3 separate regions of the Homo sapiens genome follow, and regions 1 and 2 are each linked to region 3. A link is a contact called in ENCODE Hi-C or POLR2A ChIA-PET data. All regions are on one chromosome and are shown on one strand. Each heading gives the region's core, a stretch centred on a gene start or an enhancer-like site at or near the end of the contact. The rest is flanking DNA. Distances are from core to core; before and after follow the strand shown. Region 1 has its middle 56 kb from the start of CCDC71L. Region 2 has its middle 8.0 kb from the start of LINC02577. Region 3 has its middle 57 kb from the start of CTB-30L5.1.

Region 1 (4,909 bases), core at 1,893-4,392, 180 kb after region 3:
TCAATGACACACTGGATTAAGAAAATGTGGCATGTATACACCATGGAATACTATGCAACCATAAAAAAGGATGAGTTCATGTCCTTTGTAGGGACATGGACGAAGCTGGAAACCATCATTCTGAGGAAATTATCACAAGGACAGAAAACCAAACACCACATGTTCTCACTCATCGGTGGGAATTGAACAATGCGAACACTTGGACACAGCATGGGGAACATCACACACCGGGGCTTGTCATAGGGTGGGGGTATAGGGGAGGGATAGCATTAGAAGAAAGACTTAATGTAAATGATGAGTTAATGGGTACAGCAAACCAATATGGCACATGTATACATATGTAACAAACCTCCTGCACGTTGTGTACATGTACTCTAGAACTTAATGTATAATTAAAAAAACAAAAAAACCAGCTCTTGCTTCTGAAAGATGCCACAGTCTATTGAGAAAAACAAATAAGAAAATAAGCAAGTGTGATAATGCCATAGTAAAATGCTAGGAGAACATGGATTTGGAGCCCACTGCTTCTAACAGGATCTGATGATTCTGAAATGATTTTAAATGTGTTTAGCTTTCATAGGTAACAGCTTTCCAAAGTATTTGAGCCAATATATTTTCTTACCTGCAATGTATGAGAGTTCTAACTATTCCACATCCTGGCCAACACTTGCTATTGTATGTCTTTGTAATTTTAGCCGTTCTGATAGATATGTCATGGTATCTCATTGTGGTTTTAATTTGCATTTCCCTGATGAGTAGATGTTGGTGAAGGCAATAGGTGGGAAAGGGTAGATGGAGGAAGAGGCATTATAGACAGAGAGACCAACATGTACAAGTAGACACAGAAACTAGAGAAAATATGTATCGTAGGTGCACAGGATAGCAAGAGACAAGGCAAGAGAGAACACAAGGAGGAGTATCAAAAGCCTTGCCCAACACACTGAGAAGGTTGAGCATCTCATAAAATCACTGGAAAGCTAGCCATAAAAATATTTTATAAGTAAGACATAAATGTAACCAGATCTATAGTTAAATGATCCCTCTAACAACAGTGTGGAAGACAAATTGGAGGAAGGAATACTGGAGGAAACGGCAAGGGAAGGAGGTAAGTAGGGCTTGAATAGAGGCAATGCCACCAAGGACATGCCAAGAGAGTGGTTTTTAAGGACATTTAGACAATAAAATCTACAGGTTTGGCTCAACACAGGAAATGAGGAGGATGAGGAGCACAAGATGGCACCCAGCATTCGGGCCTGGCAGACATGCTATACTTGAAATAGGGGTAGAATATCTAGAAACCAAGCAGTGTGTCCTGGAGGTCTGGTATTTGTTTACCTTACAAAACAGTTAAAAGGATTTTGTTTTCAAAGCTTAATTCATAGGACCACCAGAATTATATTTCCAAAGGGGCCCTGGGAGTTGAGAGAGGAGATAAACATAGTGTCTTGGTCTTTGAGAGCAGAAAAAAGGGTTCCTGGGGCAAATTCTGCACTGATGAAGAGGGCTGCCTTCACTATCTCTCCCAGAGAAGTGCTCCAAAGCTGGCAGAAGACCCTCAGTCAAAGGCAACACTGTACAGCAGAAGCAAAAGTACAAGATACCAACTTCTGTAGACTACATACAGGTCGTCAGCATGTGTGGGGTGGGTAAAGCCATGAAAACGAGTGAGCTTATGCTAGGATTGCTTAGACTGTGAGGAGAAAAGGGCCAAGATGATGGGAAGCATCAGTGTTTAACAGGTGGAAAGCCTGAAAAAGAATGTCCAGAAAGGCAAGAAGAGAGCCAGCAAAGAGCAATGTAATGGAAACCAAGGAGGAGAATTTTATGAAGGAAGTGATCAATATAGTCAAGTGCTGGAAAGAGAAGTTAAATAACATGAGGATTTTAAATAGTTAGAAAATCTTTAATGACTTTGCAGAAGCCACTTCACTAGGTTAATGGGATGTAAGCCTCATTATGGAGAGCTTTAGAGTAAATGAGCAATGATAAAGTGCAGAGAATGGTTTATATTATTTTGGGGGGTTAATAATGAAGTTGGAAAAATATAGGGTGATCTCTAAGAAGAATTACAAATTTAGGGGAAAGAACTTTCCTTTAATGTGGTAGAACCTGTAGCATGGTAAAAGGCTATGGAGAAGAAGCCAATGATAATAGGTTGAAAAAAATGGAAGAGAAAAGAAGCTAAGAAGTAACTGAAGCATTAGAAGGGAAATCTCCAGAGAAATCTAAGGATTGTCAACTATGCCAACTGTTTAAACAACTTCAAGAAACATAAGGACAGAGAACAGTCTACTGTATTTGGCAATTAGGGCATCAGTAAGAGTTGTTTTGAGAAGTTCACTTGAGTGTTGGGGACAGAAGCAGAGTACAAGGAGCTGAGAATCTAAGGGGATATGGGAAACTGAAGACAGAAAATTGAACACTACATTTTCAAAGCACTTGGCTGTGATTGGAAGAAGAAAAGTAAATTATTTAATCCTACCTATCATTTCTGCTAGGCCCATGGTCTCCTCTGAGTGGCCAGTATCCAGTGATCTTGCCCTGCTTATTGGACAGGAGTGGACACTAAGCCAAGGGAAGTTTACCTTATGGGCATAGCTGTCAATCAAAGGGGAGCACCCAAAGTAATGCACAATTTGCTTTTTCTTAGTGGATCCTCTTTCTGGGAGAAATTAAAAGTGTACTCACAGTTCAACGACAAATACACAGTGACACTACTGGAAGAGACTCATTTGTTTTTGGAGTTATGAAGCACTCTCCTTTTTCTTGGATTAATTTATCTCCATGGTAATTAACCAACAAAATTATGTTCAGAGATATAGTTTCTGTTAGATTGCCTTTCAGAGATTAGATCTTTCCTTTTCTACACTTCCCTTTATTTTGAGCCATGAATAGCAAAGCAAAGGACCATTAAGTATCCTATTAGCCAAATGCTTTAGTTTACACCATGATGATCTCAGAATACCTAAGTAATCAGTCAATACATTTTTTTAAAAGCCAAATAAGTTAATAATCTTAATGAAGTCTGACTTCATTAAGTCATTTTTGTAGTTCATTTTTGTAGTTTTTAGTGTAATTTAGAGACATAGCTCAAATCAACTTCCTCATTCTATAAGTAGAGGTACACATAATTATGCCCTTAAAGCTAATCAGGATTTTCAAAAGTCAAGCATACCATGGGCTGTGGCTTTTATTAGTCACAGCCTCCGGAAATGTTGATTCAGCTGAGTAGGAGGCAATGGGAGCATTCATTGTGACTTAGTTAATAGTCATGTGTGGGGGAAGGGTGCAGAACTGGGTAGAAGATGAAAGAAGATAAGCACATGTTTAAAAGAATTGCATTAAACAACTTTTTACTATGGTTAGAAAAGTAGCATTTGTTTTTTTCATGCTGTAATATGTTCAGCTTCATAATGAGTTGTGACATTTACAGCATTCTTTTAAAGATATCTGGGCAGAGCAAAGCCAGGGAGGAAATTACTGAGCATGACTACTGGCAACTGGTGATAAATACTTTCGCATTATTTAAAAATATTTAATGGCCACTGTCTTTATTGTGCAAGGTATACTACCATTTCATTATCATTTTTCAGATACGTGACTCAAGTTACCAAGTTGCCATGACTGCCTACTGGAGATGAAGGAAACAAAATCATCATTACTGAAAAATTCTTGAAGAAAAAAATGTTCATCAATTTGGAGATACCTGTCTTCCAGAATACTTGAGATTATTCTTTAAAAACAATTTTTACCACATATAAACAGAAGCCAAGGCTAACTCAAGATAAAAATTTAGGTCTTAAGGATCTTTCATGCCTGTAATCCCAGCACTTTGGGAGGCCAAGATGGGCATATTACTTGAGCTCAGGAGTTCAAGACCAGCCTGAGCAGCATGGCAAAATCCTGTCTCTACAACAAATATAAATATTAGCCAGGCATGGTGGCGAGTGCCTGTAATCCCAGCTACTCAGGAGGCTGAGGCAGGAGAATCACTTGAATCTGGGAGGCTGCGGTTGCAGCGAGCCGAGATTGCACCTCTGCACTACAGCCTGGGTGACAGAGTGAGACTGCATCTCAAAAAAGAAAAAAGATATACTTTGGGTGTGGATAGATGTAATATTTCTGAGAGAAAAGATCTTTTTTGCTCACTTTAAAAATTGTTCCTCCACCGCATCTCACCACTCCACAGCCTAAAATCACCTGATATTGATCCCTGTTCTATCCAGAGTATTAGTGATGTGTAGTATCTATTCAAAAAGTGCTCCAATACTGTCTTTGAGGTTTCCTCCCAGGCTACCGGCACCCATTCTGTAGCTTTTGCTGCTCTCAAATCTTGAGTTTACCAGAAATTGTCAATAAAAGTTTATTATACAAGAATCAGGACCATATTCCTTCCTCAAATGGCCCTTTAATGATTGTTGAATAAAATATCAAGGAGTTGCTGTGGTCTACTCATATCGTCCTAAAAACCAAGTTTGTACAAGTAGATAACAATCACTATGTTAGAACAACTTCTTGGCTGAAAGCAAGTACAAGACACCATTGATTATAAGACGCATCCCAATTTTAGACATGTTAACATGTGAAAACAAAAAACAGGCTTATCTTCAAGACATATTTTTAAACCTAGAAGAAGAGAAGGAAAAGGATGAGGAAAAGGAGAAGAACAAGAGAAAACTGTTCAAATAATCTAGATAAGAACTAAGGTACTAGTAGCAGAGAGAGAGAGAGAGAAGGGTTTGGACACAAGGCATATTTAGTAACTAGAATCACCAGGTCTTGGAACTGACGGGAAGTTGAGAAAGATGGCAACAAAGTATAGGAAAGCTATACAATTTCTAGGTCATATATCTGGATGGGAAGCAAATAAAAGATTAAGGGAAAATACTAGTTTAGTTTTGGATACACT
Region 2 (4,876 bases), core at 2,312-4,811, 230 kb after region 3:
CAGGAGCTACACGTTCATATTAGTTCCCCTTCCCCCGACACACCCACCAAATTCCACAAAGCAACTGCATGGATGCTCCACACACATGGACTTACATCACAGCTAAAGAAAACCCAAGTTTAAGGAACCTCAATCATTTATAATGGGCTGCAAGAAAACCTTCCCAAACTTTGCTCCCAAACAGACATTATCTTTATCATATTGGACAGTAAATAATCTGTCCTCTGCTCCATAGGAAGATGCCATCTTCCAAGGCAGTTCGTAATGCAAAGGTTCTTAAAAAGATAATCAATACAAAAGCAGTTTGTGCCTCTGTTCACAAAATGTGCAGAAATGTAAGGGACCCTTGAAGAATTGTCTCCCAACACAACTCCATCAAGCTGCTATGGTTTGTATGTTGTCCCCTTCAAAACTCATATTGAAAATTCATTGCCATTGCAACACTATTAAGATGTGAGGCCTTTAAGAAGTGATTAGGCCATGAGGGTTCCATCCTCATGAATAGATTAACACCATTATCACAAGAGTAGGTTACAGTTATTGCAAGAGTTCAGCCCCCTTTGCACACTCACTTGCTCTTCCGCCTTCCACCAGGGGATGATGCAGCATGAAGACCCTCACTAGATGCCAGTGCCATGCTCTTGACTTCTCAATCTCCAGAACTATGAGCCAAATAAATTTATTTTCTTTATAAATTACCCAGCAGAAAACAGACTAAGACACAAGCCCTCAGCAAGACCAAAATCTATATTCTCACCATTGGTATCACTATCTCACATTGAATGGTATAAAGAAAGGCAATGTGGGCCGGGTGTGGTAGCTCACACCTTTAATCCCAGCATTTTGGGAGGCTGAGGTGGGAGGATTACTTGAGCACCGGAGTTCAAGATCAGCTTGAGTAACATAGGGAGACCTTATCCCTACCAAAAAAAATGAAAAAAAAAAATTGCTGGTCATGGTAGTGTGCCTATGGTCCTAGTTACTCAGGAGGCTGAGGTGGGAGGATCACTTGAGCCTGAGAGATCAAGTCTGCACTGAGCTATGATTGCACCACTGCACTCCAGTCTGGGTGACAGAGGAAGACCCTATCTTTAAAAAAAAAAAAAAAAAAAGTAAAGCTTCTGCATAATTGTTCCTCTTTGCAGTAGGTGTTATTGGGGTCCTACTCAGGTCCTGTTTATCTGGTAAATGCCTGCATTCCCCAGCTGTGTGAATGTTGGCTGTTGGCAACTCACAGCTGTACCCCTAACCTAAGAATAGCCTTCAGCAGAGCTGTCTTGCCTAGAAATGCCTGTAAGGCGTATGCCTCCCTACCCAACACACACACCCTCCATAGGCAGCACACAGGCAATGACTGACTGATGAAGAAGCACAAAAGACCCAAGGAAGGACAATTCTGTGATACCATTCATGCCCCAGAACTCCCGCAGGATCAGGTTGGGGTCAGACTTTAGCGTACACGCATCTTTGCCCAGCTTCCTCCCCTCCCGTCCCCTGCTCAGCTTACTCCTCTACTGGCTTCTCCTGAACCCACTCCCTTAATGAGTCACTCCATTTCAGGCTCTCCTACTAGAGAACCTGACCTAAGGCACTTGCCTTGAACATTTCCAGAAATAGAGCTGTCTGCCTCACAAGGCATGCCATTCTGTTTTTGGACAGCTCTGATCATTAGAAAAGTTTTATTATTTTATTAGGATCACACTGCCTCTGTAATCTCCACACATGAGTCTATGTAGAGTAAGTCTAATCCCTTTTCCACATGACGGCCTCTCAGATATTGGGGCAGGGGGGATTCCTTCTTAAATCTACTTTATTTTTAGGCTATGAGAAAAAAGGGGGAGCTTTTTTAAAAAGTTTTTTAAAAACTATACAATAATATTCTAACTCAGAGTAATGTCTGCCTGACAACAAAATTGCATGAAGCAAATAATGAAAAGTCAGCCAGAAGAAAATCTGAAGAAGCTTATTTCAAATCCACTGGGTGCCAGGGGCAGAGAGAGGGGGTGGGGCAAAAAGACGTACCCAGCACAAGAGTGAAGAAGAGATCAAATCTCAGGAAAAGATAAATCAGACATAAACTACTCAAAACCAGACACAATGAAAGACTGCAAGGATCCCACAGAAGAGAAACCTTATAATTCTCCAGAGATGATGTCATAGAAGTAGACCTAAAAAAACTCTAGGACTCAAATGTGTATATGTCACATGCACACCGTATCCATACTTTGAAGATTTTTAGATAAGGATTGGTAAACACTGTCTCAGGATCATTGAGACTTACTGATGAGATGCATACCTGGAATACAACATTAAAAGAGCATGCATACCTTGTTCAAAAGGAAAACGTTTCCTCGAAAGGATAGGATAGGAAAATTGTATGTCAAGAATATATATATTCCAATGGAAATTTAAAATCTGAGAGTAGAAGTATTTAAAAGGGGATAAACCCGGAAAGAGATGGAAGTAGTATCTTTGAAGGACTGTAATACAGATACCCAGCACATGAAGGAAATTGGGTAAAACAATCCTAGATAGCTCTCATGAGCAGGGCAAAGTCAGAGATAACCAGGTCCATGCATGTTTGTGTCTCCACAATGTCAGATTTTTACTGATGCTATTTTAACCACAAAAGCCACAAGCTACATGGAGTTCTCAAGAAGGCAACTCTCTCCTTAGTACTTCTCGTTCACTCCGTAGTCAGAGCACACAGCTCAAGCCACTCCACAAGTCAGTCAACATTGCAAACCATATATAGTAGTATATTTCATCAACATATAAATGTTAAGATTAAACATTCCACACCAAAGTAATATTTAACATCAAGAGAAAGGGAATAGGAAAAAGGATTAATGAAGTAGTCCGAGGAAAGTGACGATGAAGACAGAAAGAATCTCCTGGTCTGTGCTCGGCGGTCCAGGAAAGGTCTTGAAAGGAAAAGTCTTTGATGTGGGCAGAGCCTTCAGCAGCAGATGCCAGGTGTTGATCACTAGTGACAGTAAGAGCATGTCAGTTAAGATGGCCGCTTTGAGCTGCTGAAGCCCTGCTCTTTTTACGACCACCAGAGGACTGATAGTGGAAGTGTGTGCTTGTTTATGCCCTTATCTGGTTGGATGCAGTCTTTATTTATTACAAATTTATTAAGCAAACATCGTATCCCTGTTGGCAAAATGTCCCGTGAAATGTAAGATGGAGTCTTTTTTTTAAGATGGAGTTACTTATGTCAAGGGTGCTCAATACAATAGCCTTTGTTGGGGCTTTATAACTTAAAATGTGCTTTCTCACATTTTCTTCAATCTCAGAGAAGACTTATCAGATGAATAATACATTATCATTATTTTATGGAAGTTATAAGTGATTAATTGACCATGCCCTGTTAAATTAAGTTTAGCCTAAAGCTGCCTCCTTACATATTTTTAAGTTGAGGCTAAAGGTTTCTCTGCACATAGTGAACTGTAACCTAACTGGATGTATCAACAGACTGTAACTTGCTCTTGTACCCATCACTGAGCTTCAGCCAATTGCAGATGGCCAACTGTTTAAACCACGTTCAAATAAGACAAACATCAAGCTGTAACAATCCAGCTGTTCCTATTCCTCACTTCTGTTTCACTTTCATTTTTCTGTTCATAAATCCTTTTCACGTGAGTCTGTCTGAATCTATTCTGGTTTGGGGATTGCCCAGTTCATGAAACATTCTTTGCTCAATTAAACTCTGTTAAATTTAGTTTGTCCAAAATTTTTCTTTTAGCAGCTGCAGATCGCCCAACTCATCGGTGGTAGGTCTAAGACTCGAGCATGGGTCTTTAAGCCTAAAGTCTATATTCTTGCCACATAGCCATGCTATCTTCTGATACATGTAGCAAAACTGCTACAGAATTGGCCACCTGGAACCAGTTAGTGGTATCCTGCTATTAACCACATGTATTGGTTACCTGATGCTGCCATAACAAATCACCACAAACTAGGTGGCTTAAAACAACAAAAAATTATTATCTCAGTGTTGGCAGCTAGTAGTCTGCAACTAAGGTGCTGGCAGGTTGATGTTTTCCTCTGACGCCTCTAGGGAACCTTCCTTGCCTCTTCCTAGCCTCTAGCAGTTGCTTGCCACCCTTGGTGCTCCCTGGCTTCTAGATGCATCACTGCAGTCTCCACCTACGATCTTCTCCCTGTCTGTGTCCCTGTGTCCCAATGCTCCTCTTTTTATAAGGATCCAGTTATATTGAATTTAGGGCCCATTCTAATCCAGTATGACCTCGTCTTAACTTGATTACATCTGCAAAGACTGTATTTTCAAATAAGGTCATATTCACAGGCTCCAGGTGAACATAAGCTGGGGAAAGGCACACATTCAACCCAGCGCACAGCAGACGGAGAGTTTGTTCTTGGTTTGGGTTACTGACAATTTTCCCTCAGCAGGTAAAGGAATACATTTAGGAAATTTTTGTCCTGGATTCCAACAAGAAAGAAGGAGGTGTCAAATGCAGAAACAAGCAAACCTTGGAATAAAATGGCCTTGATGTTTATAATAGTGAAAAAGGTAATGGTCAGACCTTCAGAAAGGGGGCTTCATAAAAAGTAAGGAAAATAATAGTGCCCAAGGGAATATGTTTAGAAGAGGAATGTAGACTCTGAAAACAGGATTACTTGAGCATTACAAAAATGATCCTGTTTAGGAGGAAAGATATGCTGTCTGGAAAGAAAATATAATAGAAATAATCTCAGATAATTGACCATAAACAAGCTTGTGCTGAAAACATAAACAGCAAGAATAGAATAATAGTCTAGGAGCACACAGTTCTCAGAGAGGAGGTAAAAGGAGGGTTAGATCTGGAGTAGTAAGACTCGAGGTTCCTATGGCTCAGAGGACGGATGGGGT
Region 3 (4,509 bases), core at 1,798-4,297:
CCCACTATTTTGGGATGCCTCCACTAGCCTATACCAAGTTCATATATATATAGATATACAGACACACATATATGCATATCAGTAAGTCCTCACTTAACATTATTGACAGGTTCTTGGAAACTCTGACTTTAAGTGAAAAAACATATGAGGAAACCAATTTTGCCACAGACTAATTGATATAAACAAGAGTTAAGCTCCTTTGGCGTATTTCTGGTCACAAAAACATTATGAAACTTCTAAATAAAGACCAAAACACTTGCAATATTAAACACTAAAATAAATCTGAGCTATACATACATTTAAGAAAGATTAATAAAAACAAGATAATTATTTATCCAATTTCTAGTGAGTGACAATGGTTGTGGTAGTGAGTTAAGGAATAAATGTTTGCAAAGAAAAAATGGTCAGAAGCACCTCCTGCCCCCATGCAGTTCAAAAACAATCAACTCCAAGGCCAGGCATGGTGGCTCATGCCTATAATCCCAGCACTTAAGAGGCCAAGGCAGATGGATCACTCAGGTGACCTCAGGGTCAGGAGTTCAAGACCAGCCTGGCCAACATGGCAAAACCCCGTATCTACCAAAAATACAAAAAATTAGCCGTGTGTGGTGTCAGGTGCCTGTAATCCCAGCTACTTGGGAGGCTGAGGCAGGAGAATTTCTTGAACCTGGGAGGTGGAGGTTGCAGTGAGCTGAGATCACGCCATTGCACTCCAGCAATGCAATGGGTGACAGAGTGAGACTCTATCTTAAAAAAACAAAACAAAGCAATCAAATCCAGTGGCTCACTGAGCTCCTTCTCTTTCCTTCCTTCCTTCCTCCTTTCTTTCTTCCTTCCTTTCCTTTCTTCTTTTCTTTTCTTTTCTTTTTTCTTTTCTTTTCTTTGGAGACAGAGTCTCGCTCTACGCTCTATCCCCCAGGATGGAGTGTAGTAATACGATCTCGGCCAGCTCACTGCAACCTTCACCTCCCAGGTTCAAGCAATTCTCCTGCCTCAGCCTCCTGAGTAACTGGGATTACAGGTGCGTGCCACCATGTCTGCCTAATTTTTGTGTTTTTAGTAGAGACAGGGTTTTGCCATGTTGGCCAGGCTGGTCTCGAACTCCTGACCTCCGGTGATCCGCTGGCCTTGGCTTCCCAAAGTACTGGGATTACAGGCGTGAGCCACCACACCCAGCCACTGAACGCTTTCCTACCACATCAGTTACTGTCATGCGTTTGTATGATTATTGTCTACTTTATGAATTTTTATTTGACAATAATTTGTATTCATTCATTTATTATATTGCAACTGGCATATTCCAGCAGCTCAAAGCATGAAGCGGGAACACACCCTGGAGAGGACACCATCCCACACTCACTCACACTGGGATCGTGTAGACACACCAACTCACATAACATGTACATCTTTGGGACGTGGGAGGAAACTGGAATACCCGGAGAAAACCCACACAGACATTGGGAGAACGTGCAGACTCCACACAGTGGAGTTTCCCTGGCTGGGAATCCATTTTTTTTCATATCAACATTATAATTAAATGATGTTGAATGAAATTATGTTATCTGAGGATCTGCTGTGCATATATAGTTCTCTATTTCACTGCTTTGTCTACCTGCAAGTACCACATTATTTTTTTTGTCTATGACTTTGTAAAACATTTTAGTATCTAGTGGTGTGAATCTTCCATTTTATGTTTTTATGTGGTATAGTTGCTTTTCCTAATGTGAACCCTTATTCTACTTTATATATTTTGGAAATAGTTTATCAGGTTCCCTACCCTCTCCCCACCCTAATCCCGCAGAAAAAGAAAAATTTTACCTGAATTTTGGTTGGATTTGCTATGAAATTATAGATTAATTTGGGGGTCAAATTAATATGTTTAAAAGGTTAAGTCAGTTGTGCAGAATCTGGATTTTATAAAAAATAAAAGTAAAATGTTGTTTCATTTATGAAACAGGATTATCAGGGAAACCACTACTGCTGGTCTCAGCTGCTTACAGCACCCAAGCAGTAGTTCACAGAGAAGCTGCCTCGAGTCTGCCACTGTCCCTACTTTTGTCCATAACCATAAATGATGACTTCTATTATCTCTTTCCAAATGTCATGCAAATTCCTCTCAGTAGCAGAATCAAACCCAAAAGCTCCATGGCAAGAGGCAGGGATAATGCCAAGTTGACAACTATCCACCCAGTACAAAAGAAAAACAAAAAGTTCTTAATAAATGTTAAGTGATTTTCAATAAAGTTTAAAACACACAATATCAAAGATATTTTGAGTCGAAGCATATTTTAACTGATTCAGTGATATGACATATTATTTCACTTGGAAGCATTTCAACTATTTTAAGATTTGCAGAGGCTCACATTTAAAATAGGATGAATCTTTCACAAGGAATAGTATTTCTGGAAAGATCAAACAGTCAGTATGATATAGTATTCCCTCACTGCTCACCCCTAGCCATAGGTTTATTAAACTGTACCTAGTAAGAACTTTATAATGTAAGAGGGGCATGAAGAATTTCATGACTGCCCAGACACCAGCAATAAAAATGATTCAATGTGGGGGTGAATATGATTTATTTTACATAATGTACACACTGTGTGTAAATGACTGAGTCATTATTGGTTATAAAGTATAAGTAGAATTATTATCCAGAACAGTGGTCTCCAAACTCTATTGATCATACATCTTTGTCCATAAAGTTGCTTTGATCATACACAAATATGGAAATTAAAAAATAAAATTAGAAAGAGAGTTTCTAACATTTCTTTCCAGTTTCCCAATGGACCACCTTATGCAGCTCTTGTGGGGCACACACCCCCTGTAATGAGCACTGACTTATCTACTCTCCTGTGTTTTGTCCACATTCTTCATCTAGCTGGTCAAAGCTAGGAACTGAATAAACGTTGCCCATTACATGTAGAAGGATGCGTTGATCAAGACCTAGAGTCAATACTAAATTAAGCACAAAACTGATCAAGAACTAGAGTCAAGTTCACTCCACTAAATATCATACCTGCCAGGAGGGGGCAGATGTGAACAGGGCGTAAGAAAATCCCTACTCAGAGACAGAGAATGTGGAAAAAACAAGCAGCTAGAGGGAGGTGGGGCACAAATTCTACAAGACACACTGAAGCCAGCCAGAGATAGCCCATGGCTAGAACAGGAAACAGTCTGAAAACATCAAACTAAAACCAGAATACAAAAACAACTGCCAAAGACAGAATAAAGAAAAATGCTGGGGTTGGGGATTTGGGTGTGTAGTTCACAGTGGTGAGTGGAAAAAAAAAAAAAAAAAAAAAAAAAAACCAGGAGCTTTCATCCAGAAGCCCAAAGCTGGAGTGAAGAAGAGCTTCAGACAGTGCCAGAACAAATTTCAAGAGCCAGGCAGAAATAGTCAGGACTTCCAGGGCTCAGAAGTTTATGAGGCAACTATTTTGAAACTATTCCTGCAAGTAAGACTCTTCTAAAAAAACAAACTAGTATTCTCAGTCTTGTGATTTCTGATCATAAGGAATTCTCATTCTTTCCAATCTGGGAGATATGCAAGGCTCTGGCAGACTTTTTGAAATGTTAGAGCTCAAAACACAAGTCAAGCAGTTATAGCACATTGCTGAGCAGACAGCACACATTCACTGAAGATTTGTTTACCATTGATTTATCCTGCATGAATGATGTTCCACAGAGGAACACTATCCATAGTGAATACCCCAGGGGCCGTGGAATGTGAAGGCTCTAATGCTCTTCAAGGACCAGGTGCTGTTCTAGGCCCCAGGGATACAGCAATGAACCAGATAGACAAAGCCCCTGCCCTCCTCACACTCACAATCTAGTGGGACAACAACAAATAAAGAAACAAACAGATAATAAATTCCAGATAGTGAAAGTTCAGTGAAGAAAATCAAGCAAGGAGATGGACTAGAGTATGCTGAGGGTGGAAAAGGTGGACTCTCCCTTAAAGAGTAGTCGGGGAAAAGACTTGTTTTAGAGATGTGAGCAAGCCTTGGGAATCTCTGAAGGAAAAGCATCCCAGGCAGAGAGAATAACAAGTGCAAAGTTTCTAAGGAATAAATGACTTGGTGTGTCTGAGAACACAGCAGAATGGCCAATGTGGCTGGAGAGGACCGAGTGAGAAGAGAGAATGTTCAAAAAGTGAGATTTGATGTTTAGCTTTTTCTGTACTTGTATAGGCCTGATTATGTGGCTTAGCTAAGGTTTCCTAAAGAATCTTCTAGTAGCTGCCATTGGTTTGTAAAATAAAATTGGGGCTGTAAAAATTCAAAAAAAAAAGTGAGATTTGAGAGGTAAGCAGAGCTTGACTTTGAAGGGTCTTGAAGGTCATGGTGAGGAGTTTAGATTTTAGTCTAATGTTATCAGATGTACTTTTTTTTTTTTTTTTTTTTTTTTTTTTTTTTTTTTTTGAGACGGAGTCTCGCTCTTTCGCCCAGGCCGGAGTACAGTGGCGCTATCCCGGCTCACTGCAACCTCCGCCTCCCGGGTTCACGCCAT

The links. A loop is a pair of places that touch in the nucleus more often than their neighbours do. ChIA-PET counts read pairs that join two places held with the same protein, here RNA polymerase II (POLR2A). Pooled maps may share reads with other maps.
Region 1: a pooled map shows a loop between it and region 3 (4-fold over the local background). The contact joins two enhancer-like sites. A Hi-C loop is called at or near these places in 1 of 168 maps with a recorded cell type or tissue (endothelial cell of umbilical vein), 7 of 37 single-sample maps with no recorded cell type and 6 of 50 pooled maps. POLR2A ChIA-PET finds 5 or more read pairs at or near these places in 3 of 52 experiments (BJ, activated B cell and activated CD4-positive, alpha-beta T cell).
Region 2: a pooled map shows a loop between it and region 3 (4-fold over the local background). The contact joins two enhancer-like sites. A Hi-C loop is called at or near these places in 4 of 168 maps with a recorded cell type or tissue (HCT116, K562, PC-9 and 1 more), 3 of 37 single-sample maps with no recorded cell type and 7 of 50 pooled maps. POLR2A ChIA-PET finds 5 or more read pairs at or near these places in 5 of 52 experiments (HCT116, K562, activated CD8-positive, alpha-beta memory T cell and 2 more).

Annotation. Positions count from the first base shown.
Region 1 is chr7:106,715,174-106,720,082 of GRCh38, forward strand. No RefSeq gene overlaps it. Among named protein-coding and RNA genes, the nearest start is that of CCDC71L, 56 kb to the left of the region's middle. RefSeq lists an enhancer at 2,931-4,130. Within about 2 kb of position 3,143, at least 9 of the 41 ENCODE cell types and tissues checked have a DNase peak (open chromatin) inside an H3K27ac peak, as active enhancers do; they include endothelial cell of umbilical vein, where a contact is called at or near this core.
Region 2 is chr7:106,764,615-106,769,490 of GRCh38, forward strand. No RefSeq gene overlaps it. Among named protein-coding and RNA genes, the nearest start is that of LINC02577, 8.0 kb to the right of the region's middle. Within about 2 kb of position 3,562, at least 4 of the 41 ENCODE cell types and tissues checked have a DNase peak (open chromatin) inside an H3K27ac peak, as active enhancers do.
Region 3 is chr7:106,539,629-106,544,137 of GRCh38, forward strand. No RefSeq gene overlaps it. Among named protein-coding and RNA genes, the nearest start is that of CTB-30L5.1, 57 kb to the right of the region's middle. Within about 2 kb of position 3,048, at least 9 of the 41 ENCODE cell types and tissues checked have a DNase peak (open chromatin) inside an H3K27ac peak, as active enhancers do; they include endothelial cell of umbilical vein, where a contact is called at or near this core.